Linked DNA regions of Homo sapiens: regions 1, 2, 3, 5 and 6 are each linked to region 4. Evidence: chromatin loops called from intact Hi-C (ENCODE). Cell type or tissue: A673. All regions are shown on one strand.

Region 1 (5,000 bases), 1.0 Mb after region 4:
TTGGAAATGACTTTAAAAAGTGACATATTCATATGACGGAATATCACAGTTTTTTAAAAGGATGTTTATGAAAAGTCTTCAGTGACATAAAACATATTGAAAATCAAAAACAAGCAGGATACAAATCTGTACATATAATATGGTCTCAACATCTTAAACAAGCATAGTAAAAAGGCCAGAAAGGTGCTAAAATGTTAGAAACAGCAATAGCTAGAGGTGATAATTATATTTTCCTGCTTAATAAAAGTAGATATTACTTTGTAGTGAGAAAAAAAGGGGAAAAATGTCAAACACAATCTATTAATTTATATCAGTAAATGTGTGCCTTTTCAGTGCCATCACTCTGGTAGGCACCCAAGAGGCAGTAGAGGACACAGCAGATAGAGTCTTTACCCTTAATTAGGTTACAGCCCAGCAAGAGAGACACATTTAACAAGTGACTTCTCAAATAATTAATTATGTAAGAGCAAACCATAAACAGAGTTTTTATAGGAGTTTCACCTGAGTTTTCATCATATATGCATGCATGAATGTAGGTATGTCTTTGTTGGTTTGACAGAGTCTCAATCTATCACCCAGGCTGAAGTGCAGTGGTGGCATGCGCCTGTAGTCCCAGCTACTTACTTGGGAGGCTGAAGTGGGAGGATCACTTGAGCCCAAGAGTTGGAGGCTGCAGTGAGCCGAGACTGTGCCACTGCACTCCAGCCTAGGCAACAGAAAAAAAAAATGCCCTTTCTGCCTTCACTGCCACCATGGCATCCATGAAAAACCTTGTGGTAAAGGGGGGCAAAAAAAAAAGAAGCAGGTTCTGAAGTTCACTCTTGATTGCACCCACCCCATAGAAGACGGATCATGGATGCTGCCAATTTTGAGCAGTTTTTGCAAGAGAGGATCAAAGTGAGCAGAAAAGCTAGGAATGTCATTGGAGGGGTTGTGATCAAAAGGAGCAAGGGCAAGATCACCATGACTTCCGAGATGCCTCTTCCCAAAAGGTATTTGAAATAAGAAATATTTGAAGAAGAACAATCTACGTGATTGGACGTGCGTAACTGCTAACAGCAAAAGGGGTTATGAATTACGTTACTTCCAAATTAACCAGAACAAACAAGAGGAGGAAGACGAGGATTAAAATTCACTTATGTGGAATATTTTATACGAATTCTTGAATAAAACTTGGGAACCAAAATGGTGGTTCATCCTTGTATCTGTGCAGTATGGATTGAACAGAAAATTAGAAATCACAGTCAAAGGGCTTCATTCGGGATGCCATGCACTCATTTGTAACTAGACTTTTTTTTTTTTCCTGTTTGAAAATTTCAATTCTAATGGTAATACCAGAATAGAAGGAGACGGTGACTTTAGGGGAACTGACAACCATTGGGCAGGTAGATGAGGGTGGGGAGATGTAGGCTAGAGGTAGTCACTGTTTTATTTTAAAAAGTGTGACTGTCAATCGTCTCTGGTGCTTTTCTCAAAAAATGATTCAGGAATACAAGTGGGCTTCTCTCATTACTTAAAAGAAAACAGGTGACGTCTGCCTAAGATTCCCTGTGGAAAATGACAGTGTCAATAAAATGCAGGTTTCTGGGCCCTTCATCTTTCTTTTTTTATTATAAATTTGTCTTGATGTACACAATTATGTATACTAATCCTTTTCTTCCTATAGTCCTATAGAAAGAAACAGTGCTCCTTCAGCACTGCTGCATAGTCCATCACCCACCATAAAAGGTCTGGACAACGACTGTTAAAAAGTCCCAGGTTCTAAATTAAGTAAATGCGTACAAGAATGAGTTTATACATAATCTGTTTCTACAGGTCTTTGCAACAAACTGTCACTTTGGTTTCCAGCAGAGGGAGCTAGAGGAATAGAGCTTCCAGATGTGGCCTCCTGTGTGGGACCCAGAGTTAGGGGCCCTTTGTGCCGAGAGCTCTGGAGGCTCTCCTGAATGGGGGCACGAAGAAGTCACTGGGAAACCTCCCATGCCAAGGAGACATGAGGTACCCAGGGAACAGCTGCTTCATGCTACTTAGGCCATGACAGGATTTAATGTCAGAAGTCATTGTACAAACAGTGGTGTGCCTCAGTGCGTACAAAGGCTAGAGAACCACCAGAGGGGGCTACCAAAGTTAGGAAGACAGAATTGTTGCAGCCAGTGACTTTGAAAGAGACCCTGATGCCTTGTGGTGCCCTTCAGAAACTGGAACAATAACGCAGAAGTGTCTGCTCTGTTTTAGAATTTACGGTGTATAAAATTCAGGTTTTTAAAAGAGCTTGCCTACAGTTGGTTTCCACACCTGAAACTGTTGTGCTCTGAGAGTTGCAAAGCTGAAAATTGAATGTTCAAATTCTACCTTGGCTCCAATTTAACATTTGGTGCTTTGTGGATTGAGTTGAACATGCTGAGGCTTTGCAATTTCACTTATGGTAACGGCTCTAGCATTTTCTCTTTCTGTGCAAATTTCTTTGAAGCAGAATTGCTTGCATATTTCTTCTCTGCCTTCAGAGAAGGCAGTTTCTTTCAGACTTCACTGAGGCATCAATAGCTCTTTGGCAATGTCCCTTACCATGATCATTAACTCATTAACTATAAGTTTGTGCCTTGAGTTTACAAATTTTACTTGTGTGTTGCATTGATGTTCCCATGTAGTAATTTTTAGTTTAGCTGTAAAAAAAAAAAAAAATTAATCCTGGGCTGAAGTTAGCATTTAAGTTCTGAAAAAAAAATTGTGTGTGTAGAGATGGGGTCTCACTACATCGCCCAGGCTGGTCTCAAACTCCTGGCCTCAAGCCTTCCTCCCACCTCGGCCTCCCAAAGTGCTGGGAATACAGGTATGACCCATTGTGCCCAGCTTCTTGCTTATATTTTTACTGCTAATACATTTCTATGTATTCAAATCATGGAACAGGAATTACAGTAATGGTGCACTGTAACCGCCTTTCCAAATGATAAAATTATCTCTAATTTTTCATCTGTATTATGGCTTTCACTGTTTGCACACCAATTTCAGAAACTTCTCTAGAGCTGAATTAATACGGAGATTTTTATAAAACATTTTATATTTTACCCTCTTGTATATATTGATATAATATCAAGGGCCAAAAAATGTGTCCTTAAACAAAAGGTAACTAGTTTAAAGTCAAATAGTGTTTTAGAACTTAAAATTTAAAAAAAAAAAAAAAAAGGATATCAGTGTAAAAGGCATTAAAATGGTTCAAAAAATGTAGCAAGGGATAGTCAACATAATATGAAATTAGTGCAAGAATATACTTCAACAGAGAATAACACAGAAGCAAAGTATCAGGAGATGATTCAGAAGAAAAAGTGAACAAAAGACAGAGGCGAGTTGAATTTTTTTGTTTTTAGCAAACACTAACTGAGATTGTTTGGGAAGCAGAGCTTTTATTTGTAATATTTAATGCCATCTTACTTGTTTTCCCTTAACTTCTTATTTTTGGAGAAACCTTGATCTTACCAAGTTTTATCACACGTTATAACTTTGTATACTTATTTATCCCCATTAGCAGCAAGTACTTTCTGCACCAAAATTTCACTGAAATTTTTATCCAAAAAGTGCAGAAATTAAAGAATAATAATTTCCATTATTCCAACCATCATTCCCCAAGTTCTCTAGCTATAATCACATACTGGTTAATCAACACGGTTTTAAAGCCATATCAATTCTATAAGATACATACTCTCTTCACGGGTAATATATGAAAATGATTTATCCAAAATCTCTAAATTAGCCTCATAACTTACTTCACTAGTGTATGTAATGAAGTTACGCATGTTACAATCATGTGCCAAAATCAAATCACTTGAGATTAAAATGCACATTTGAGTGTCATTTACACAATAGTTTTCATAGATTTTTATTTCACTCAACTTTTTCTTAAATATAGTTAATATTAAGACAATTCTATAATCATAATCAGTTATATAGCTAGAGATATTTGCATGCAAAGCAGTCCTCTTCAAAGTAAATAAAAAAAATTTTTAAATCCAAATATTTAGTCTCATAATTCTAAACCAAAACAGTAAAAAGAAAAAGGAGAAATTTACCTTTTCAGTCCTTGTCTTCTTTTTATATTATAGTACAGAACATCTGTATGATCTGATTTCTGAAATAAATAAAAAAAGGACACATAAATTGTGCACTGGTACATATTTTTTTCCACAGTTTATGATAGTGAATAGGCTGACACAATACTTTTACTTAATCTTTCCAGTAATCCGGTGAGATGGATATTATCATCATCCCCGTTTCACAAAACTCAAACAGAGGTAGGCATCTTCCTTAAAGTCACAGAGCAAGTCCACAGCAGAGCAGTCATCTGTCATCTGTAAATAGATCTGTCTGACTCTCTCTACGCTACCATCCTATCTCTCTACGTACTCTGAGGAAACTGGGCCAAGCACAAGAAAGGTAAGAGAGACATAAAATATAATCCATGTCCTAAAGAGCTTAGAGCTTATAGTTTTACATAAAATAATAAAGACGAGAAGTAGAACATGTACAAATAACCTACTATAATGATGTAAGTAAGTGTCAAAGCAGAAGAGTCAAAAAGTGCTAAAACAGTTCAAAATACCAACCACCTAAAGAGGAAAAGTACCTAGGAAAACAGGTGGACAAAATAACAATAAATAATAAAGCTTGAAAGACGAGTAAAAGAAGGCATTCTGAGAAACTGAGGATAACTGGTATAAATTCAGCAGAAAGAAAATAAACCAGCCTAGCGAAAGGCAAGAGGGCCTCTTTCAAGGAAGAAGGGAAAACAACAAAAAAAAGAAAACTGGATAGTTAAGGTATGAACAAATTTGAGAGAGCCCTGAATGGCAAATAGTGAGTAAAGATTTTCAGCAGAGGAGAAATGGGATGAAATCGGTGTTTCAAGAAGGTTAATATTGCAAAAATAAATAGAAACCGCAGCTTAATTATATGAAAACAAGTAAATTCTTAAAACATAATTCTGCATCCCTGGAACTTCCACTACC
Region 2 (5,000 bases), 490 kb after region 4:
AAAAGGTATAGCTGAGGAAATATGAATAAAGTGTGGAGTTTAGTTGATAATAATGTTTAATATTGGTTCATTAGTTATGACAAATGTACCATACCAATATAGGATGTTAGCCATACTGGAAACTGGGTGTAGCATATATGGTAGCACTCTGTTTTATCTTCATAAGTTTTCTGTAAACCTGAAACTATTCTAAAGTTCAAGTTTATACAAATTAAATAAATAAGTTGTAAAAAGTAGCCACCAAATCATTTTTAAAGAGGCATGAATATGATCATATCAAGAAATACAAATGATTTTTATTAGTCGTTTGTCATCTATACAATGAAATGAATTAAATAATGCATCAAAATTTATGTCAACCTAAATAACATAGAGAGGCTTTCTAAAAGAAAATAACATTTATTCGCAAATAGGGCATTGCCATGGGAATAGTCATGTCATAATAAATACGTGTGTATTCAGGGAGGTAAAGGAAGACAAAAGTTTTTAAAGGAAAAATGAAGAGAATTACATAATTTTTGAGGTAATTATTCTTGGCTGCAAGGATCAATAAATAACTAGGGTAGCACCAGTCCAAGACTGAACAGGCAGTTGCTGGGCAGATGTCCTCAAGGAAGAATTTTTTATGTGTGTAAGGTTATTATGGCCTTTTGCAAGGTTGAACTTTTTGCAGTCTTTTGTGATAGTTTTTTTAATCTGGCATTTATGCATGAGAACCCTCCCTTCATGGGCTTCTCTGGCTCTATTTGTCAGGGTTTTTTAAAACCCAAGTGACTCCATTTTGATTCTGACAACTTTCACATTCATAAGTGTATTTTACCCTCGGAATAAAGTCTTACACTTAGAAGACAAAACATCTGAAAGAAATTCCGTCAGTCCTATTGGAAATCAAACTAAAGACACTACATAGCATAAATAAGCATTGGAAATGTGCCCTAAAACAATAATGCTGTTGTTGCTTATGGCCATAGCCACTAAGTCAAAGCTTCAAAAGTATAGCATTAAATTACGAAACATTGGGAGTAGAAGAGATTCATATTTTTTTCAAAAAACTTATCTATTAGTATAATAAATTGCAACTGCTTTAATCAGAAGAGCTTGCTAATGAGGCTGAAGACATTAAAATGTGGATCACTTAGTTTGATTACATTTGATGACAAACTCCAGCTCAATACTAGCTTGTTGCCTAGCAGCTGTTAGTCAATGTGGAACAAGAGTGTGCCTACATCAGCATAAACCCAAACATTCCCACCCAAAATTGCCTAAGCAGAACGCCTTACTGATGGTAGATCAGGTTGTTATTTTCTTATGGAACTTGACTTTATTAACCCAGGCAAGGAATCTTGAGCAGAGCAAAGAAAGTGCTACTCTACATGACTCTGATGGGAAAACTTTGCCGAGATTTGATGGGCAAATTTCAGAAAAATCCTTCCACTCACACTGCAGCTAATCCCATATCTCCCAGTACAGGATTTGCAGTACTATATTTAAGGCATCTCCGCAAATGTCTTTTGCTGTGACTTTTAGTCTGGCCAAAAACCTAAACATCAAGAGTACACAGAAGAAGATTTCTTCCCACTAGGCCTGTAGTTTTTGCCTTAAGGTGGAGTTTCTAAATACAAATATATAATTAACTATTGGAAACATAAGACTCATTCAGTCATCCCCAAAGCCCATTCCCTCATGTTAAATATTTATCTATATGGTGAAACAGAGTATAGATTTAGAAATGCATTTAACAGATGTTGAAACAAAAATTTGGCATAATGCCAATTAATTCAAACTACCAACATTGTTGCTATCATCCTATGTATGTGAAATAATAATAATAACTACATACCAAAATTGAGAAAATAAGATACATAGATACTGAGCAGACACATACTGACTCACAATTTATATTGTATCTCTCCTTTTAATTCAGCCTAAAAAAATCAGTTTGAGTCTTTCTGACTTTAGTTATGTCAAGTGGCTTGCTTAATTCAATCAGCACTTGATAAATAATATTTTAATTTTCATAATCTTACTTTTCATAAATCCAGTCTAGCCAAATATCCTTACCAATATTAAGTAAGATTTGGAACTCTCCTATGGAAAGTTCAGCAATAGCTTTCATCTTTTACTAATCCAAGCTATGGTGATTAAATTCATTGATTTAAGGTTACTCTAAAATTGCTGGAAATACCAAAAATCACTTTCCAAAGTGCTATCTGAAACATTCAAAGAAGCCATGCACAGAAATGATTGTATTCTAAATGAGAGGGGAGTGTAAGAAGTTTTCATCCTACCCTTGGCCTCCACCCCAACCCCATACACACATATCTATTTGATCAGCATTTATTTACTCATAAGTTATTCAATGAATAGTCACTGAAAACTTTCTGTGTGCTGGAGAATAGGGAAATACCATAAAGAGATGGTAACCCTCCAGCTGAATTATAATCAGCAAATGTCTAGAGTTTTCATAGCAATGAAAATAAATAAGATTAATTTTTATCAGAGATGTTGGAATTCTAATACTCAACGTCATGCTTTATCTTTGCTTCTACTATGTTCCTGTTCGTATCTGCCAGAAACAAAAATACTTCATAGCCTAAGATTTCTACCAAATAGCTATTTTATACTTAATGGTTTAAAATCAGTAGAGATATTAGGAGAGTGTGAAAACTAATATTGCCCTCTGCTGGCAGATTCCTCAAGTAAAAAGCATTGTGTTTGTTTTGCTATTTGTAGCTTATTCCTCATTCTTTTGTGGTACATTTTGACATTAAGAGATTAGAATTTGCTTCTTGTAAGTAACATTTGGAATTTCTTCTGAAACAAAGTCCAAAATGTCTGGGAAATGGAGATAAATATCTCATTAGCACCAACCAAAATAAATACTTTAAAAAATGTAGCTCTACCCACATGATGTAAAGGCATTGTCTCATAGCACAGCAGTTTAAAATTCAGGGATATCTTAATATCATTTAATTGAAACTGCATCTAATTCTCCAAGACTCTCCAGGCTCCTACAAACTAGATAGCTCTGAAATTTAAGTAGTCTTTGTCAGAGCATATAATAGACAATTATGCCTCTCTCTCTCTTTTTTTTTTTAAACATTGAGGTATATTAATTCACTCCAGTTAAAATCTCAGATGTGGCATGAAATTTGGGGACATGACTATCCCAGGATATCTGATAAACTCTCAGTTTAAGAGGCTTTATGAATAAAGTTCCTTGCTAATTAAAAAGATGTGAATCATGTTTGGGAATTGCTTCTATCATTATTTAATGAGTTTCTCTTTGCTAGTAAATATAGATGGATAGAAGAAGCTTTGATCTTGAGCTCCTTGACAGTGAGTGCTCTCTTATTCTTTGTATACCAATACTTAGCAGTGCCCTGTATATAATACATATTTAAGGAAGGCTTATTGAGTGGATAAATGAAGTGGTCTTTTCCAGTCACCATGCTTAATTAGATTAAGCCCATTTCCCAATAAAATGCTTAGGGTAGAATGCAGTATGGTACAGTAAGAAGAGCATATGCTTTTGAGTGGGACAGATAGATTTAAATTCTAGCTTTGATACTCAGCTGTGTGAAAGGAAAGCCACCTAATCTCTCTGAACTGCAGCTTTCTTCTTGTGTTGTTGTACAAATTATATAAGATAAAATATGTAAAGTATTTGAGAATGTGCCTGGCACATAATGAGTATTGAAACATTTAATTATCTTCCCTTTCCTTTCAGGTACATTCCTAATTTCTTTCTTTTCAATCAGTACTACAGAACAAAATTGGCTCAGACCCATTTTGAGAAGAAAGAGAATTTGTTGTAGTTACACTATTTGTTCAAATTTTCAAACCTGTTTTTCCCCCACCAGAATAAGAATATGTACGTCCAAGCTCCCATATTTCGCCTGCTTTAGAGCTTCTATTGACTTCAGAAAAGTTTACCAACACTAGGAAAAGACGTAGGGGAATTTACTTTATTTACCGTCATTTTCCAATTAAGTAGAAAATTACAACACTTTCCATTAGATTAATGATTCACAGATTTCAAAACACTGATCTATATTCTCTCACTGCAAGCTCACATTAGCCCCTACTTTCCTTAAAGCTAAGGAAACTGAGGGAGGAAAAAAAGGGAGCTGCCAAATGTAGAGAATAAAACCAGACACCGTGAGTTCTGACTTGTCCAGGGATCATTCCTGACCCCACCCTAGGATGCACTGCATCCCGTGTTCTCCTTGGGAACTGTCATTACATGCTCACTAGTGCTCCCTGCCCTCCACTTTGGACGTTGCATTCTTGGAAGCAAGCCCTCTCCTGTTGCCAACGGGATTGTGGTCTACCAGTTAAAGAAGACAACCAAGTCATGAGTAGTGGAGTTCATTTTTTTGTTTTCTCAGTGACTCACAATAAGACATGTGGTGAGTTGTTCAGAATTAACTACTTTTCCAAGGTTTTACAAAGACTAAATGCCCATGGTGGTATTTTTAACAATTCTGGTAAAGTTCTCAGTTTATTTTCAATATTAAGGATGCTACAGCAAGTGTGATTGGAATGGAAAAATTGAAGCTCTTGTCTATAGGGGTACAGACTGATAGTCTCCATTAGAAACAACTGGGCCTGTAAGTTTTTTTCTGTGATGCATTTATTGACATTCTTGTTGTGTTGCCAGTGCTAGCTGGTGGCCAGCTGTTCCTACCATATTTTAATTAAAGAAACTCCCACACCATCAAGAAATGGTCTGTGCAAAGATGTGCAATACCTATCTGCTGCTTTTCCTGTCTAGACCTTAACTACATGTGTAGACCTTAACAATATAATTCATTCTTACCCTTGCCATCCCACATCCCCCACAAAAGTGTTATTAATTTGGGATCCCTGTACCTTTAAGGGAAATTTATCCCCCTGAAACTGTGTGTAAAATTATAGAGGTATATTCTTATGAAGAGAAGGCTCATACTTTCAACAGATTTTCACATGAATTCACTCAGAAAGGGGGTAAAGAAAAT
Region 3 (5,000 bases), 58 kb after region 4:
TGTGGCGATTCCTCAGGGATCTAGAACTAGAAATACCATTTGATCCAGCCATCCCATTACTGGGTATATACCCAAAGGACTATAAATGATGCTGCTATAAAGACACATGCACACGTATGTTTATTGCAGCACTATTCACAATAGCAAAGACTTGGAACCAACCCAAATGTCCAACAATGATAGACTGGATTAAGAAAATGTGGCACATATACACCATGGAATACTATGCAGCCATAAACAATGATGAGTTCATGTCCTTTGTAGGGACATGGTTGAAATTGGAAATCATCATTCTCAGTAAACTATCGCAAGAACAAAAAACCAAACACCGCATATTCTCACTCATAGGTGGGAACTGAACAATGAGAACACATGGACACAGGAAGGGGAACATCACACTCTGGGGACTGTTTTGGGGTGGGGGGAGTTAGTGGGTGCAGCGCACCAGCATGTCACATGTATACATATGTAACTAACCTGCACATTGTGCACATGTACCCTAAAATTTAAAGTATAATAAAAAAAAAGTTGCTTAATGTTCCCAAAATAATCATACTAGGATTCAGTATATGTTTGAGTATACAACTACTTCTTTCTGTCCAAAGATTTTCATATTAAAATGTGTAATGTTATTATGAGTTATTTTCCTTTTATTGATTTTCATATTATAAAGTGTGTTACTTTGAATTATGTTACAATTTTTATTTCAAGATAGTAAAAGGCAATAAAAAATATTTGCTTATAATGTATGATAGTAATAGAAACCTTGAAAAGCATAAAATTCTGGTAGTCTTGTCAAATGGAACAAACTACTGCTGAGATTTTGATGTTTTTCCTTCCAGTCAATTTTATGAATACATACTTAGAAATTAAATTTAGGATATACAGACTGATAATTGCCAAGCTTGACTAATTATAAAAATCATTTGAAAATCCTATTAAAAATATAGGTTCCCTTGGTCCCATTTCTACTAGAATTGCTAAGAAAGAGACCTGGGTATCTGTGTTTTTAATGGGTGTAAAGATTTTCTTATAATCACCCACGGGTGTGCAACCCAGGTTTGGCTCATACAGTACTTTTCAGTTATTATTGTCATGAACATTCCCCTTTGTTACTTGTTTACAGTGATGCTGTCAACACCTAGAACAATGTTTAGTACATAGTAGGCACTCAACAAATATTTGTTAAATGAATAAATGAGCTAAATATTTCCTATTTCAGTGATTAAGTTATTATTATATAGCTGTGCCATAACTTACATATTTGTTTCCTACTTTGAGGATATTTAATATTTTTCTATTATAAATAACAGTGGATAAAACTTCCTAAGCATTCATCTTTGGCTATTTCTGTGATTTTCATAGGACAGGCTCCCAAAATGAGATAACTGAAAAGATATGAACATTTGAAAGGCTATTGGAGACACAGTGCCTTCCAGAAATGTTGAACCAATTTATCCCCCTGCCAGCAGTGTGTAAGGGTGTTCACTTCCCCATACCTCTGTAATACTAGGCAGTCGTCACCCTTGTTATAGTCAGAAAATAACTCATTAATTTGCATTTCCTTGCTTACTAATGAGGGTAAACAGTTTCTTCACATTTGTCATTATTTACTCTTTTGTGAATTTCCCTTATGCATTTTTCTACTGAGGGTATTTGCCTCTTTCTGATTTTGAAGCGCCTTTGTATGTATTAAGATTAATCATGGTTGTCAATAACATGTGATGCAAATATTTTTTCTTGGTGCATATTTTACCTTCTCATTTCACTTTTTTTCCTTCCCATGAAGAAGTTGTAAAAAATGTATCTGTAGTTAGTTAAATTTATATATTCCTGCATAATTTCTGATACTCTGATTCATTTGTAAAATATATACTTTATAATTAATTTTAAAAATAAGTTAGATTTTAAAGATATAAAAATATTTTAATGACACTGACTTATGTTAGTGAGTTTTCTCGACCAGTACTTTCCAAAAGCAAGAGTGCAGACCAGATATATTAGAATCATTTAGGGTCTGTGTTAAAAATACAAACTCCCAGACCCTACTGTGGACTTGCTAAACCAAAAATCTTTGTGCCCAGAAATCTGAACTTTCATCAAGCTCTCCAGAAGATTCTAATTTCACTGCAACCATACTTAGCTCTAGTCTAGACAGAACATAATTTGCTAGTTAAGCTACCAGGAATGCAAGCTTGCCCCCTAATGGTTGCTCAAAAACAAATTGCAAGTACACAATTCTTAAAATTGACAAGAACCATGACACATACATCAGATGTGATTCATAGAATCACAGTGTCTAAGGATAGTAAGGGGCCTTAAAGGTCATACAGTGTGTTTCTTTATATTGTGGGACCCAGATCCCCCAACAAACACACTTAAAGACGGTACAAAGATCTTTAAGCAGTTTTAGGCTTGGAAAATGTACACGATTAGGTAGAAAGTGAACATGACTTTTCAGAAATCATTTTAATTCATCTAGTTCCAGATGGTAGAAATTCTCTTATTTGTGCCCAGTTATCTTTTTTTAAATTAGATGGAGTACTGAAAAAAGTAGAAACAGAAGTTAGATTTGAAAAGCAGGCATAATTAGGGAAAGAAAATGTAACTCCTCATTCTGGCAGCTCGTTTCTTTTGTTCAAGTGGCATGGCATGCATGGCAATAGTAAAAGGTAGTGGTGGCAATGGTGTGCGTGGAGGAGATGGGCTATGGGTGTCACTGGCTATGAGACTTCGTGAATCTGTGATTACCTCAAAAAATGTGTGCTTGTACTTCCAGATTACTATGATCTCAAATTTTATGAAGCAGTTCTGATACAAGTTGAAGGAAACAGTCATAAGCATGACTGATGGAAGCAAGAGTAAACACTGAAAATAAATTTTTAGCATATCTGCTAAACATGATAAAATGGTGAAGTTTAAAATTTACTTGGCTCTATTTTAGGAAAGCTGGCACACAGCAAAACACATTGACAAGGTCAATGTGAATCCTTTTAAGTGAACTCATGGGAGCCTAAAGTTCAAAGCTAAAGTCACATAAACATTTAATGTCTAACAGGACTACATGCAAGAATCATCCCAGCATTAAAACCCCACAGAATATGGAATGTTAATTGCCGTGGTGGCTCTTATGACTGAAAAGGGAATCTCAGGAGACAGACACATCAAAGAACCACATAGCATAGATGGACTACTTAGATCAAGGGTTGCAGAACCATGCTTGGAAAATGAAAAGCAGTTAAAAAATTATAACTTCCAGGAACAAGAAATGACAGTTGGAATCCTGATTATTGCTGCACAGTTTTAAAAAGCTGCTTTTAAAATATAGAAATTCTTTTTGACTAGTTTAGGTTAAGACACAGCTTTGTATTATGTTTCAGGAATTTAAAAAATTTCTTGACAAACAAAATTCAAAACAATAACAAATGGACTTTATTATTTGTATTATTTGAATAAAAAGCATTTGGACACATTGTATGTTTTTCTTTGCTTGGAGATGGAGTTTTGCTCTTTGTTGTACAGGCTGGAGTGCAGTGGCGTGATCTCGGCTCACTGCAACCTCTGCCTCCTGGGTTCAAGCAATTCTCCTGCCTCAGCCTCCACAGTAGCTGGGACTACAGGCACCCGCCCCCACGACCGGCTAATTTTTGTATTACCATGTTGGCCAGGCTGGTCTGGAACTCCTGACCTCAGGTGATTCACCTGCCTCGGCCTCCCAAAGTGCTGGGATTACAGGCATGAGCCACCACGCCCCGCCACATTATATGTTTTTAACCCTCTCTGCACATATGGAATAGAACAACAGCAACCCCACTGTGTAGTATGAAGAAGTATATTAGTAAAGTAAATGTACTAGAACTCCAATTGGGTTGGCTTTTCCATAGGGCTTTACTTAACAAAAAGGCATAGACAACACACATGAAAAACCTGATATCATGTTAGATGTAGGCCTCAATGTCCTTATTTTGAATTTTTTTAACCCTTTAGACTGGATGGCATAAAGATATGGATTTTCTTTTATCAAATTACCTTTGGATATTGAAGCATGAATTTTAAAACCCAGTGTCTCTTCTATCTGGTTATAGTCAGATTCCACAGAGGATGCATGAAGTGTTTCAACCAAGAAAGGCATTCTTCCCTGTGCCTGATCATAGAAAACGGTGTGGTTCCATGTGTATGGGATGCTGATGCCATCAATGGTGAACAGCCGGGTTGAGTAGGCGTACAGCTGCCCAGGACCTGTTTGAATGTAGTCCTCTGTGTAATCCTAAGGAGAACAATGTGGATTTGAAGATCAATATGGCTCATACTAATTTTTTTCCCTTAAGGGGACTATGAAATGCAGAATGAGCGGGGAAAAAGGATTAGGAGCTAAAAAACACACATCATGCATGATGGTAAACATTTAATATGTGTTAACTTTTAATCCTAATTTAATACCTATAGCTTTAATACCTTAAAGCTATAAGGTAGCTTTAAATTGCCATAGTTTGCAGACTAGAAAAATAAGTTTGTAGAAATTAAGCAACTTTCTCATCATTACATTGGTACAAAGTGGCGGAATGAGGATCTGAATGTGGATCTGCTTGGCATCAAACACTATGTTCTTTTATTTATTGCCTCCTTCATGAGAAAATGTATAGGGGCTAATAAAACTTGTATAATAATTGTACAGTAGTGTTCAGGAAATAACATAAAGTTTGAACCCTTTAATTATAACATAGTTGTTTCATAATTTTGCTGTCATAAATTTCAGTTTAATAAGAGACTCAAAGTTATAGGTCATGAATAAACAAAGATGTGAAAGGGCGATTGTTATCCTTTAATTTCTGAAATATTTTATGGATGATACACAAAAACGTTTATGCAAGAATTACTATCCTCTTTGTCTAAAGAAAATTAAACAAATGCCTTACATCAAGTATTTGATCTTGGTCCTGATAGGGAGGGTGGTAAAACCATTAAGAGAGTTTGTAAAAACTTGTCCCTGAAGATTTTTA
Region 4 (5,000 bases):
ATTTACTTTCCACCAGTAATTGTTTTCAATGTGGAACAAAAAATATTTAATTTCATACATTGTGCACAAATTACTATGTATTCTAAAAATAACAAGCTCAATACTTTGATCAGATTCCACAGCAATAATAATTAGCTTATAGGGTCAAATATTCAGTGTTTCAACTTGGAGTAACCCAGAGACAAGGATGCTATCAGCCTAATCAAGTCATGATAATTCACAAACATAGAGTTCAAAGTGTATGAGGAGATTTAGCATTGTTATTCCTTTGCTACTCATAGGTCTCCTGCCTGTTTAAGCATAGATTACTAAAAAGTATGATATCCCATTATCATAAATAGTCATATATTTGCAAATGGTTGACAGTATATTTTTGATCTGTCATGTGATTTGTTCTCAAAACTGACATTATGAATTGAATATAATAGAAAGTAGACCCAGATTTTAGATTGAGTATTCAGATTGGAAGATTGTAGCTAGTATTTAATTCTATGCTAAAATCACATTTTTAAAATAAGAATTAAGCTGCTTTTGATTAATCAGTTAAGAGTTGGTATTTAACCTACCAACTCTCCAGAAGAGAGTCTGGAAATGGTTGAATGTGAAAGGCTGTGTTGTAATGACCAGAGATGCATTCATTCTACTGCTGTTAGAGTCCTGTCCTATCTGAATCCTGATGAGGAGTGTCCTTGAAGAACTTCTGTAAGCCTCCAGGATCATTGGCTGTGGTGGTTACTTCAATAATGCCAAAGAGGGGCGAGTGGGAAGCCTTCCTCATGGTTACCAAGTAAACAGCTATGCAATGTATAATTGGAAGGTGTAACCTCAGATTCCAGCTTCATCAAGTCATGAGCTGACAGAATCTCATGTTGTCAATGGTTGAATGAAGAGAAGCCTAGGCTTCCAGCACTGGTCTCCTGCTGCTCTGGCTAAAATGATCCTTGCTTCCTGGGTATGAGGGCATAGAGGTATAGGAGGAATTCAAGCACATGTTGAGATTAGTGAAGAATTTGGGGTTTTCTCAGAATGGATATGGATTTTATGTCCATTTTCCATTTATTTTCTCCCTGCAAGATACCTTCCTTGGGTAAAACTAAGTGTTCATGTGATTATGTCTCATGACTAAGAACCTATTTTCTTTGTTATTATCTGGCCATTAGATAATAATTGATATATTAATTTAGCCAAATAGGCAAAAATGGGCTTTATCTGTGGTTTAGAGAAAGAAATAATTCACATTTAAATAAAACACCAGCAAAATAATTCTGCATGTATAATGTGTTTTGCTTTGTCTCATGTTGGTGTATTTAAGCTGGAGCTACATTTCCCAGAATTTCTTTCACTGCATAATTCCAGGTTAGTGTGGGTCATAGGAGATACTTTGCATACAGTTTGAAAGGTAAAAATAGCCAGGGCCATATGATTTTTACATTGAGATAATTGGTGCAGGGCGCACACATGGTCCAGGGTCTGCTGGCTCATGCTATTGTCATGGACAGCAGCTGGGCACCTCCGGTTCCCACTGGACCACTCCCAGCTGCTGCTTCTCCCGGGCCAAGTGCATGTTTAGCCCCATTATAAAGAGCACCCCTCCTCCTGTAGGTTACTAGCATCATTGAAGTTGGAGACTGGGAGGCCGTAAGGGGCCAATACAGGTTCCAGCCTGTCCTCTTGGTTCCAGTTTGTCATTGCTCTCCCTCACCTCACAACTATCTTTCCTTCCTGGATGTCTTCCTTGCTGACCTCAGGCACAGTAATAAATGTGAAAATAACAGCAGAAAGTCAACTATTTGACCATCTCTCATGATTGTGTGAGATCAAATCTCTGTGATAATCTCCTATTACATACGTGACTTCCCAGAGGTTTTCCTTCTCTGATCAAATCATGATTGATACAACTGGTATGTTTTGGTGTCCAAGTGTATAAGCCAGATTTTCTTTCTCTAGAAATGTTTGACTCACAAGAGTTACAAACTAAGGACCTATATATCTTAGCTGGGCGAGGTGGCACGTATATCTAAGGACCTAATTATATGTCTGGATAATTTTTGTATTTTTTGTAGAGATGGGGTTTTGCCATGTTGCCCAGCTTAAGGACCTATATTGATATAATAAGTCTTCTGTTCAGGGGAGCTGGCAGAAAACTTAAGAATCTGAATATAGAGAGTGAATGTTCTACCGAGTTTGACTTTCAAGATTTCCTATATATTTATAATCTTACTCTATCTCTGATAGTAGTTTTATTGGAATACAAATTCTCTACTGAATCTGTGATAGAGATACCCTTTTAAAACATAAGATGCAGGCTAGAAACCCTGGAAAAGATTGGAATTGCCTTTGCTCTATGAGCTAAGCTGGTGGATTGCACCGGGTGGTGCTGGAAGTCTGGATTTTGGAATCATGCCAAATTGGAATCAGACATTTATTGCTGTGTAACCATAGACATGCCACTTAATCTCTCTGAACCTTGGTTTTTCTACCTGTTAATTCTGCTGAAAATATGGTAACATTTTCAATATTTAAAAATTGTTGTGAAGACTAGATGAAATAACAAATCAGGGCAAAATTCATGCACACGTGAGTGCAGAAGTTGCCATGTCCTGCCATATCCAATAGTTACCTGTGTATGTTTCACCTCTCTTTCAAATTTGAAAATGCCCTTGAGGGTAGGACTGTGCTTTTTTTTCATCGTTGTTCCTAATACTGTGTGAGGTGTTCAGTAACTGGCATGTATCTGGTTCATTCTCAATATTACTTGTGAGACAAATGGATGAATGACTGTCCAGAGGCACATCTTTATGGCTGATGCAGAACAATTCAACCTTCTCTTCTGTGATCCGAAATAGGTAAGGCTGGCTACTGTGTTTAGAAAGTCAGGAGTAATGGATGAATGTCTGAGAATCACTGTGTCTGTTAGCATTCGAGTTAAGGATTTCTCATCTGAAGATCTTGGAAGGCCTGCTACCTGCAGTTATAATTGTACACCAGTGGATGTCACCCTTGGAACACACAAGCATGCTCTCATGCTTGCTTTGAGAAGGCCAGACAGACATTCCACAGATGTTTGCTCCTTTCACAAGGGTAGTGTGGGAAATGATGTTGATCTCCAGGTGACATTCATCATCATGGAGCTACATCCTCATCCAAGGGCAGAAAGAGCACTTGCAGAAAACTTAGCAAAGCATGCCTTTATCTATAGGAATGGTGTTTGTTGATTGATGGAATTTTGAAAATGCTTCGTAGTGAATTGATACCATTGAAAAATGTTGTTTGGCTGTAATAGCGCTTGCCTCTAGAAAGGAAAACGGAGGATTCAGGCCTAGGCATGGGGAGTTCTCCTTTCACTTCTGTATTGGTGTTTGCTGTTTTGTTTGTACTTTGTCAATAAATCACTCATTCAAAAGTAAAGATTAAAAAATAAATTGTTTGGCAAAATCTTGGAAGTATAATTCAAGGATGCGAAATCCTGCTTCCTTGAATTGTTTGTCCTGTTACTAAGGAAGTTTTTATTTTGAAAAAAAAATACTGATAACATTCTCTGTAAAGTTATTGGTTTTCAAAACCGGTTTCTCATCAGACATCAATTCAAATTCATTTATTTCCATATTTATTATGTACCTAACTGTGTGTTAGATGTTGTACAGTTACTAGGGCATGATGGCAAATAAGACGTAATTTTTATTTTTATTTATTTATTTTTAAAATTACACTTTAAGTTCTAGGGTACATGTGCACAATGTGCAGGTTTGTTTTATATGTATACATGTGCCATGTTGGTGTGCTGCCCCATTAACTCATCATTTACATTAGGGATGTCTCCTAATGCCATCCCTCCCCCCTCCCCCCACCCCACAACAGGCCCCCATGTGTGATGTTCCCCACCCTGTGTCCAAGTGTTCTCATTATTAATTCCCACCTATGAGTGAGAACATACAATGTTTAGTTTTCTGTCCTTACTATAGTTTGTTCAGAATGATGGTTTCTAGCTTCATCCATGTCCCTACAAAGAACATGAACTCATCCTTTTTTATAGCTGCATAGTATTCCATGGTGTATATGTGCCACATTTTCTTAATCCAGTCTATCATTGTTGGACATCTGGGTTGGTTCCAAGTATTTGCTATTGTGAATAGTGCTGCAATAAACATACATGTGCATGTGTCTTTATAGCAGCATGATTTATAATCCTTTGGGTATATACACAGTAATGGGATGGCTGGGTCAAATGGGTCAAATGGTATTTCTATTTCTAGATCCTTGAGGAATTGCCACACTGTCTTCCACAATGGTTGAACTAGTTTACACTCCCACCAACAATGTAAAAGTGTTCCTATTTCTCCACATCCTCTCCAGCAGCTGTTGCTTCCTGACTTTTTAATGATCGCCATTCTAACTGGTGTGAGATGGTATCTCATTGTGGTCTTGATTTGCATTTCTCTGATGGCCAGTGATGACGTGCATTTTTCATGAAGACACAATTTTTGCCAGGCGCAGTGGCTCATGCCTGTAATCCCAACATTTCGGGAGGCCGAGGTGGGTGGATCACCTCAGGTCGGGAGTTCGAGACCAGCCTGACCCATGTGATGAAACTCTGTCTCTACTAAAAATACAAAAATTAGCCGAGCGTAGTGGTATGTGCCTATAATCCCAGCTACTTGGGAGGGTGAGACAGGAGAATCGCTTGAATCTGGGAGGCGGAAGTTGCAGTGGGCCGAGATTGCACCATTGCGCTCCAGCCTGGGTGACAAGAGCAAAACTCCACCTCAAAAAGGAAAAAAACAAAAAAACTGGTATGAATTGGTTTTATGGAGAACTAATAAGAAATACATGGCCTTCAAAATTATGTGTCTGGTTTCTAGTTTATGGGGAGATTTACAAATAGATAGATTTACAATAAAAACATATAGCTTATAATTTTATCAGAGTAAAAATTTATGATGAAGTTGGCAAAATTAAGTGGTTTCTACTTGAGAGTGTAATTGTGTCCTCAGAGCAATTTG
Region 5 (5,000 bases), 530 kb after region 4:
CTATAGAAGATCAGCCAAGAATGAGAATAAATCCCAGCCATATATATTCTAATTAGACTCTTCATTATTGAAAGCAATCTCAGTAAAAACAGAAGCTAGGCATAGTGGCATACACCTGTAGTCCCACCTACTCAGGAGACTGAGGCAGGAGGATTGCTTGAGCCCAGGAGACAGAGGGAAGGATGTGCTCACGAACATGGACTTCTTCCCCACAACAGTTCAGAAGGTCACTACTCCTCCCTTTCGATTTGTTCCTGTGGTGAGAGGATTCTCATGGTTCATCTCTTTTGAAGGTGATACACAAGTCCCCAAAACTGTGGCCACTCCCAAGGGATCAGGCTGTTTATTTTCTCTCCCTTCAGGTACATCTGAACCCTGACCCACTGTCAAAATACTCTAGGTTGAGAATTAAATTCCTCAGTTTTAATGCCTCTATCATTAATTTGGATACAGATATTTGATTTAAAAAGATAAAAAAAGAATCCTCTCTTTTTCTTATACACTGAGTTTAGTATGTATATTTCTATGTTGTTGAAGAGATTGTACATAGTGCTTGTTTTATTCAAAAGACTTATACCTAAGACAAAACCACTGCTTTACTTCCTCTAATATTTCTCTCAACTTCTACTGAGAACCTTTCTTGTCTTCTGCATGCTGTTATTATAGGGAATTTTATTGCCAGTGGGTCTATAAGAGTTTTCCTGGAGTTAAAAACCTTCTAAGGCAGTGAACAGGGAACAACTTGAACCACTTTTATCTGGAGCGATCCTGTAAAATCACTCCAGATAAATGTGATTCAAATTGTCACCTGTTCACTGGCAGGTAAAAATGCAGGTACTGACCCTGGTCCAAACCTACTGGATTAAAATCTATATTGTGATAAACACTCCAAGCAATTCCTGCTGTATTGTAGCTATGTTACAGCACTATACGGATGCACTGCTCTATTTCATGTTAGTGGGAGGGAAGGGAGTGGGGTGTGTATAACCCTCAGCCGCCTTCATTCATGAAGCAGCCTAAAGTGTTCCATTCATTTGGTTAGTCAAGTAGGTTGGTCCAGAATTTTGTCTTGGTCAAAAAGGTTAAAATAATTTCTCTTAAATTATTTTAGGAGTGAAATTTGAGTAAAGGGAGGCTGATTATCATCTAGTCTCCACATAGATGGAGCTACCGCTGTAGTGGGCATTTGGAAATGTCAGAGGTGAGGGAGAGAGTCACATTGCTGACTGATGGGTGCTGTGGGCACTTGGTGGTCAGGGGTCTAAGATGCTAAACGTCCTGCCTTTGGGTGACCTCTCACATAAAAAAGAATTGTGCTGCCCAAATGTCAATAATACCCTAGGTTGAGAATTAAATTCCTCAGTCTTAATGCCTCTATCATGAATTTGGATACAGATATTTGATATCTGGCACAGAATCCTCTCTTTTTCTTACACACTGAGTTTAGTATGTGTATTTCTATGTTGTTGAAGAGAATGTACATAAAGTTCATAGCATAGTGCTTGTTTTATTCTAGATAGCTCTAGGAGTTTCAGATTTACATTGATTTGATCAATGAAAATAAATGATAGAGGAGGATTAATTATAATGATTATATTTTTCCTGGGGCTTGCCAATTTGAACACAATGTAGAGTGAAAAAAACAATGGAAGAAGTGTGATATCACCTTTCTTAACTTACAAAGTTGGCATGAAACCTCTTGACTTCAGGAAAGTCCAGTATCTGTTAGACCAGAATTCCTCATCAACTTTCCATCATCATCACTAACAACATTAAACTTTTGAAAGAAAGAAAGAAAAAGAAGAGAGACAGAGAAAGAAAGAAAGAAAGAGAGAGAGAGAGAGAGAGGGAGGGAGGGAGGGAGGGAAGGAAGGAAGGAAGGAAGGAAGGAAGGAAGGAAGGAAGGAAGGGAGGGAGGGAGGGAGGGAGAGAAAAGAAAAGGAGGAAGGGAGGGAGGGAAAGAGGGAGAGAGGGAAGGAAGGAAGGAAATAGTAACTACATGAAGTGATTGGTATGTTAATTGGCTTTATTTTCACAATGTAGATGTATATAAAAACATCAAGGTGTACATCTTGAATATACACAATTTATTATTTCTCAATTCAGTAAAGCTGAGAAAAAACTATTCATGAATTACACAAAATTTTACTGAAAGTTGGGAAGATAGAGTGCTTGTCATTGAAACACTGTGCATTAATATTTGGCCTTAGCTTTCATGGCTGTTAACAGTAGTTTTTAAGACAAATTATGCTTTCTATAAAAATAAACCCAGTGTTAGAAATCATAATTTGTACCAGACTTGGGGTAAAAAAATCCTTGCTCCAAAAATGCAGTTGAAATGGTATTCTTGCCAGAAGCTATATGCCATTCTGCAATTTATTTCCTTCTCAATAGAAGAAAGAACTTCAAAGCCATAAGTATACACATATGCTGCAAGCATGTCTAAAATCTAAATGTAGGAAGTCTGAACCCACTTCCACATGATACAATTGGCAATTCTATAATTTATCTTGCAAGATAATATAAAAGTAACAAGAATTAGAGATGGAGAGAAGACATAAATTACACAAGCAAAGAATAGTGAGGTGTAGAAAATAAACTTTCTAAAATACAAATGTGATCAGTAACTCCTATCATCTTTAGGTTAAAATTCAAGTTCCTTGACATGTCCTGCAACTCCTTTCACATTCTGACCTTTTGAAAACTGACAAATCTTAACATATTTTGAGCACTTATTTGAAAAGCATAGCAAAGCATGTGGAAGCATAATATCACAAAAAAGGAAAAGAAAGCACTGCTCTGAGAGATGGAAGGAATGAAGTTCTAGTGTCCACTTTGCCACTGACTTTGTACAAGTTACTTTGGTCATCTGTGAAATTATGAGAGAAACTAGATGGTAGCTGGTGCTAACAATCCATTAATCTGCTAGAATTTTTACTTCATTGATGGAATTGCTCAGTATGTCAACAAGGCTTATCATTGGTCTGTTTCACATCATTTTTTTATGAATTGTGTCCTGGATTAACATAAATTTAAGAAGTAACTGCTAGTAGTTTGAATATTGATATCCTTTTAGAGTGGAAAAGGGAATTTTTGGCAGTGGAAAGCAAGCAGTGAAACTCATGCTCTCTTTTATTTTATGGGAACATAAGTTTTTAAAACTCCTAGTACTTTCCCCATCTGTTTCCTTGAACATTCATTTGAGAAAAGTCTTTTAAATTTCAACTGAGCTGCAAAAAGTTCATTTTAACAATTTATCACATTGAAGCAATTCAAGTTTGTCCTAATTCTAAATATAAAGAAACCCTCCTTCTAGCAATTTATTAGAGGACATTTTTGGTGTCTTTCACAGTGATACTAATACTTTTAGTACATGAGTTCTCCCCAAGGCTTTTTCAAAAGAAGTGTGTTTCTAAATAAACTTTCAAAAGAAATCCAATAAAAGCAAAGATAGTATGACAGCAGCTACTTGGGAGAAAAAAGCCATCATAATTGGTCTATAAAGGTTTCTTTTGGGAAGTCCATGCTGCTTAAATGAAATTCTAAAAGTATCAAGATTTCAATACTTCTATGCAAATTAGTAGACTATAAAATATGTACACAAATCTAAAATGACTGGCTCAGAATGTATAATCACAATACTCCCATTAGCTACTCTAAATTTCACCCAAAGCAATCCAGTCTCCAATTTAATCCCAAGAGGATATACTTTTATGCATTTCTAAAATCTGAATTCTACAAGAAATCAGCTTTCTGCAGTACCCTGGTGGCTTCCAGCCCCACATCTTTTCATATTGCCTCCCCTCCCACCCAGCGGTTTCTTTCACTGAGGACCTATATTCATCAAAAAGCCCCAGAATGCTGCCTACTGTGTATGAAGCACCCAGGCAAAATTCTGAGTCTTAAACAGTGGCATTGGCATTCCAATTAACTGTACACATTGTCAAGGCACTGATGATGGAATTTTGAAGTATGTGGCAGAACTGTGTTCTGGCAGAAAAAGGAGAAAGACCAATTTCAACTGTAATAATTAGGATTTGCACTCTTGGGGAACAGCATTGGGCAGAATCTCACTATCATCCAAATAGATGCTGCAGGACCTATGGAAGTTTGCATCATGTAAGAGTAACAAAGAATGGACATTACTATATAACTTTCTTCCTGCCCCCATGGAACTGAGAAGACTTCCATCTGGCCTGATGGGCCAAGAGGAAATGGAAAAAGCCTGAAGTTTATCTGGATTTATATTACAGGACTACTGGCCAGAAGCAGGAATACAAAATAGATGAGCAAAGGATAAAAGGTGACGAATTCAAGACAGCGTACGTGAATGAAGTTCACATGACAGATTTTGGCAGGAAAGAGATGTCAGGGAGAAAATTTGAAGAGGTTTACTATGACAAGAATGGTGGCTCACCCCTGTAATCCCAGTAGTCTGGGAGGCCGAGGTGGGCAGACCACCTGATATCAGGAGTTTGAGACTAGCCTGGCCGACATGATGAAACCCTGTCTCTACTAAAAATACAAAATTATCTGGTCCTGGTGGTGTGTGCCTGCAGTCCCAGCTACTCAGGAGGCTGAGGCTCAAGAATCACTTGAACCTGGGAGTTGTAGGTTGCAGTGAGCTGAGATCGCACCACTGCACTCCAGCATGGGCGACATAGCAAGGAATTTTCTTGGGACATTGCAATAAACATTTAAACTCCGTTGAATTAATTTTCATTGCCTGATTGGTGTTGTTTTGAATGTGACACCATCTACAAGGGATCTCCTGGTCTCTCAGGCACAACTTGAAACCACTATCTTTCCAAAATGCAAATCTGATCATGTCACTCCTCTCCTGAAAATTCTTCAAAAGTTCCAAATCAGTCTGCTTAGCACTGGATGAGCTGGTCCCTAATTAGGTTCAGTCACATGTCCTACTATCACCTTGATTCTATGCTCCAGCCATACATATAATGGATAGTTCTGCAGATGCATTATGATCTCACAGGTCTTCA
Region 6 (5,000 bases), 400 kb after region 4:
TCTGTCATGGGCATGGTGGATATAAATAAATTGTTCTAATCTCCTTTCCTATATCCAATATATTGATATACATTGGGAAATCACAATGGGATGAGCATACAAGAGATTTGAAAGCTGTGATCAAGCTATGGTTATGGAATTCTGGAAGCCTCTTTTCCATTTAAATATTACAAACATCCCCAAAGTACAAAGAGTAGTCCCTGAGTACTTCAACACCCAGTGACTGCTTTTCAAACAATAGTGTGGTAAAAGGAGATATCACTGGCCATTTTACAAAGTCAGCCTAGCACATGGATTGATGGATCTGTGTCAGTAACTGCCTATAATTTGTTCTTCCTTTGAGTCCCTCAATCTTCCATTCTGACCAGATAGTGAGTGAGAAATTCCATGATCATGCTACATGTTCTATCTTAAACAGGAAACAAAATGGAATTTTTCTGGCTAAGGCAAAATAATTCCTTGCTCTACTGGTCCCAATTTTTGCCTATATCAAACTTAGTCCATGAATTCTTGCCTGGATTCTGACCATGGGCCTATTCATTACACAATGAATGGGTATGATATTGCTAAGTGGGTAGCAGTATTGCTCATGGGGTACAATATTGCTAAAGAGAAACAGCATTATCAAGTATGGAGTACACAGTATTTTAAATTATAATAAGAAACAAATCAAATTGATGCTCAGCAATATAGTAAATATTTTAGCAAGGAATTCTAGCAGCCTAATGGTACTATTGTCAGTTATATTTACTTTCATAAATTAGTATACTTGTATTTTCAAAATTAGAGGAAACTTACTCACATCATTGTCACTAATGTGTTGCTGAACATACTAAGATCGGTCTTTTTTTTTCTAGGTTGCATAGCCAGCCAAAACTGCTAGTGTTGATATTAAGACCTAGAACTCTTGGTCTTATGCTTTTAACACTAAATATCAAAATTATCCCCACAGCAAATAATGTACATAATAGAAGTGGATAATTAAAAATTCCTATTCAATATAAATGCATCCTTTCATTCAACAAATCTTCCTGGAGTACATCCTATGTTTAAGTACATTTATAGGCAGCATGGATGAGAAAATACGGTAGCCACTTATAAGAATCCTAAGTGATTATAAGCACTTACAATGCTATTAATGAAAAGAAAATAAGAGTAACTTATTTGACTTGTAAACAACTGACATAGAACTTTTTATATAAAAAACTAAACTTTAGGATGACAAATTTCTCATCACACTTAAATCTAGTCAAACATTAAAGTGGTCCATGCTTCACCCCTCACAGTCTGTGTCAAACAATATGTTTTAAAAGTTGATTACATCATTCTCAGGATATGGTTCTTCAAAATTATGTAATTAGTATATTTGAGTGATCCACCATTATACATGTAAAATCACTGAAGTATAAGCTGTATTTGCCATTGACTTCAAACATGTCTTTCTTGTCTAACCGGACATTGTTCACTTTCTCTTTTTTACCAAAGAACACTGATTTTTCTTACCCTCTATAACCCCTAAATTATTCTACTTATACAAAAAGTTCGGCCAGGCTCACACCTGTAATCCCAGCACTTTGGGAGGCCGAGGTGGGTGGATCACTTGAGGTCAGGAGTTTAAGACCAGCTTGGCTAACATGGTGAAACCCCATCTCTACTAAAAATACAAAAATTAGCCGGGCATGGTGATGTGTGCCTGTAGTCCCAGCTACTTGGGAGGCTGAGGCAGGAGAATCGCTTGAACCCAGGAGGTGGAAGTTGCAGTGAGCTGAGATCGAGCCACTGCACTCCAGCCTGGGCTACAGAGTGATACTGCATCTCAAAAAAAAAAAAATAAATAATAATAATTAAAAAAAATAAATATTAAGTGCAATAAAATAATTAAAAGATAACCTCCTAAGAAACAATAAATAGGAAATATAAAATAGATGCCTTCATTACCAAGTAACTCCCCAGTGGCCAACTGACTAAATATCACCAAACATGAAATTTATTTTCTACTGACTAGGTTAAGTTATTGTTTTAGTAAGAAAAGAAGCATGAAAGCAGATATTCATCTTTAATTATACCTAAGTAGAAGTATGAGTAATTTCTCAGAAGACTTCAACTTTGTTTGTCTGTTATTAAATTTTAATGTCTCATGAAAACCAGTATACATCGGGAAGTATCCCACCAACTCTGTTTCTAGCACTAATTTTTAATTTTATAGTACACAGATGTTCCAGAAAAAAATGTAATCTATTTGAAAGGTAAGGGAATAAAACATTTAAGTCAGAGACTATTGTCCATCAGCAATTGCTTCAAAAGAGTGGCCTGTACAACTATTGTTTTAAGGGAAGAAAGAAGACTCGATTGTGAAGGCCTCTTCTATTTTCAAGTTGTTAGGTTCTGTATCTCTCTTCAAATAAGAGGTTAAATTTGACTATCCATATCTAAAACTTTGTTTCACTTTTTAGAATTCCTATCACTCAGAGGAAATATGCAATACTAAGTGTAGAAGGGATATGTAAGCTAAACGTGCTTACATGAACTAATACCATTAAAAACCCACTATAATTTATCTGTTGCCTTTAAGTGAACTCCATATCCTATTCATTCACTCATTATTTTTTCACTCTTTCTCCAAGATGAGTCTAAACTTGACTTTTCAGTTACTTCTGTTCCAGTTTCTGGTGTGTGTATTTTGTTAGCATACGTTTAAGGTAAGTCAAATGTAATACAGCAAAATTGTAACTATTTCTGTGACAGCAAACACAAGTAAAAATAAGTGAAAACAAGTCAGAAAATTTCTATTAAACTATAAACTATGGTTATATTACATGCAGAATTTAAGATGTGTGCTTAATACCACGATATGTAAAATTCCTTATAAAAGTTTCTACTAGGATTTTGATTCTTCCTCAAGTCAACCCTCTATAAAGAGGCCATGTTATTCAGCATTGGAATACAGCTCCACCTGCTGGTACTGACAGATCCATATATTATATATACCTTTTGTAGGCTAGTGTTACTAAATTTATGCTTATTCAAAGCTGACCTAAAGCCTCCTACAGCAGTATATTTTACAAGAGTAATCAGAATATGATTTTGCTTAAAATTTTCCCAGAAGTATAATTATATAGAAATTACACTGACATCGTACTGTTTCTCTTCAAGCAAATACAGTTTGCAACCTATTCCATTTGCTTTTGATGACCAAACAAATTTAAGGAATGGCAATATAATTGGTTTCTATTATCATATTTTAACTAGGTAGTCAAACAAAACCTCAGTGATTACATTAATTTACCCTGTTTCCATGCAGCTATTTTCTTATTTTAATAAACAAACCAAAGTTATGTAAGTATACTTATTCATTCATTGATGTACAATATTAATTGAGCAACTATTATGGGGCCAAGTCCCATGTCAGGCTCTGAAAAGCAGAACTGAGTAAGGCAGACATGGAATTTACAGTGCAGCTGAGGAACAAAAGTTGAACAAGTATCTATTTAGGTAGTCACTATCACTTCAATCAGATGCAATCAGGAAGTCCTCTCATGAGAAAACATGTGAAAACTGTACTCATGTACATGTGTAGAGAAAACTTATAATAGTTATCTTTGTAAAACAGTATTATAAATTTGGAAACTTTATGCTATATATATTCTCCCTTACATAAAAAAATTAGGTCTCATTTCCATCTTATTGTGCATGATGCATATCAATGAGGGGAATGTGTGTGGGGGGGGATTGCAAACATATGTATGTATATTCCAAGAAAGTGTCAATATTGAGATAATTTAAGAACCAGAAAGCAACCTGCTGGATAACTAAATTGCCAGAATCATTTTTAATACTTTCTCTCAATTATTCAGTTTTCAATTATTCTAACTTGATGTACAAACATATAAATTGTTTCAAAAGTCTAATATCTGTGCTAAATATTTACCTTTAAAACCTCATAAGAGGTGGGCTTTGTACATGTGAAGCAGATCATACTTACAATTTTCACTTCTCAGATCCCAAATATTATGTTATATAATGAATCGATAACCAGAGAATGTGAAAAAGCTAAAAGGCATTTCAAATAAGAAATCCATTTAATTTTTCTTAGAGTCGCATATGACACTTTTTTTGTTAAAGAAACAGGTCCAATAAGTCAAAATCATATTCATTTTTTTCAAGTCAAGTAGCTTTTAAGATGATGCAGTCTCTTGTGTATGTATTTTCCGTTGATTTGAATGTGTTACATTTCTCAATCAAACATGCCAAAATAACACTAAAATCAATGTTTTAGTAAAAAGATATTTATCAATAGGAAATCAGTCAAATAACCTAGACAGGCCACAGAAGCAATCTGCTTCCCTTTTATAATCACTTATATCTTGCCCTAAAAAAAAAATCAACAACATACTATTAAGCAGATAAAAACTTTTAATGTTGGCCATCTTCAAAAACTATATGCTACTTAGAGAATAGCTGACTGGGTAAGTTAAAGCTGAGTACTCTAAAACTCTAATTGAGAGGATCTGCCTTAAGTTGAAAGGAAACTATCTTCATAAACATTGCTAATGTCTGTCTCCAGTTTTCTATAACATCATAATTCTTAAGAAAATGCCCTAGACAGTAGTTCACCTCATTAACTGAGACAATCTCAAAATATCTGAAGTGAACTAAAAAGAAAAATGTGCAAAAATAATGTCAAGAAAGAAGGTCCATAGGTTAGTTCAATATGTTCAGCATTTCATTTAATCTTTTTGCTAAAACAATCCAATGAAGGCACATGCCTATGTATATACATATGTGTATTTTTTTTTTTAGAGCAAGGGAAAGAGAAATAAGACTGCCTTTTCTTTCTTTCCAGTCTCCTAGCTTAAAAACCAGATCCATGAGAAAAATGGCTTATACCAACAAATCCACACACCTCCTTTTTTTTTTATTTTTATTTTTCAAGAGACAGGGTCTTGCTCTGTCACCCAGGCTGGAGCACAGTGGTGCAGTGGTGTGATCATAGCTCAACT

Evidence for each region. A loop is a pair of places that touch in the nucleus more often than their neighbours do. Peaks named below come from ENCODE experiments on the same cell type or tissue, not always from the same donor. Only the 100,000 strongest peaks of a DNase experiment are listed, where the experiment ranks them.
Region 1: it touches region 4 in a loop (13-fold over the local background); 3 of 110 quality-filtered maps call a loop at or near these places.
Region 2: a loop joins it to region 4, with 7 times the contacts of the local background. A loop is called at or near these places in 71 of 110 quality-filtered maps.
Region 3: a loop joins it to region 4, with 9 times the contacts of the local background. A loop is called at or near these places in 31 of 110 quality-filtered maps.
Region 5: it touches region 4 in a loop (11-fold over the local background); 4 of 110 quality-filtered maps call a loop at or near these places.
Region 6: a loop joins it to region 4, with 4 times the contacts of the local background. A loop is called at or near these places in 71 of 110 quality-filtered maps.

Annotation. Positions count from the first base shown.
Region 1 is chr1:185,167,463-185,172,462 of GRCh38, reverse strand. It overlaps SWT1 (SWT1 RNA endoribonuclease homolog), which reads right to left. Exons shown (of 19, transcript NM_017673.7): 4 at 4,065-4,123. It also overlaps the pseudogene RPL22P24. Among named protein-coding and RNA genes, the nearest start is that of SWT1, 13 kb to the right of the region's middle. In A673, a CTCF peak has its summit at 1,935; DNase peaks (open chromatin) are centred at 1,882 and 2,112.
Region 2 is chr1:185,718,520-185,723,519 of GRCh38, reverse strand. No RefSeq gene overlaps it. Among named protein-coding and RNA genes, the nearest start is that of HMCN1, 13 kb to the left of the region's middle. In A673, CTCF peaks have their summits at 2,696 (motif pointing left) and 4,249; DNase peaks (open chromatin) are centred at 2,374, 2,679, 3,459 and 4,279; H3K27ac peaks cover 3,991 bases.
Region 3 is chr1:186,153,017-186,158,016 of GRCh38, reverse strand. HMCN1 (hemicentin 1) reads right to left here. Exons shown (of 107, transcript NM_031935.3): 97 at 4,030-4,267. Among named protein-coding and RNA genes, the nearest start is that of PRG4, 140 kb to the left of the region's middle. RefSeq lists a silencer at 4,973-5,000. In A673, a CTCF peak has its summit at 2,203; a DNase peak (open chromatin) is centred at 2,186; H3K27ac peaks cover 1,164 bases.
Region 4 is chr1:186,210,809-186,215,808 of GRCh38, reverse strand. No RefSeq gene overlaps it. Among named protein-coding and RNA genes, the nearest start is that of PRG4, 83 kb to the left of the region's middle. In A673, a CTCF peak has its summit at 2,999; a DNase peak (open chromatin) is centred at 3,018; H3K27ac peaks cover 1,495 bases.
Region 5 is chr1:185,684,401-185,689,400 of GRCh38, reverse strand. No RefSeq gene overlaps it. Among named protein-coding and RNA genes, the nearest start is that of GS1-204I12.4, 40 kb to the right of the region's middle. In A673, no CTCF peak of the experiment used is centred here; DNase peaks (open chromatin) are centred at 970, 1,710, 2,050, 3,660 and 2 weaker places; H3K27ac peaks cover 4,889 bases.
Region 6 is chr1:185,811,528-185,816,527 of GRCh38, reverse strand. The region is part of intron 1 of HMCN1 (hemicentin 1); the gene reads right to left. Among named protein-coding and RNA genes, the nearest start is that of HMCN1, 80 kb to the right of the region's middle. In A673, a CTCF peak has its summit at 2,957 (motif pointing left); a DNase peak (open chromatin) is centred at 2,947; H3K27ac peaks cover 1,982 bases.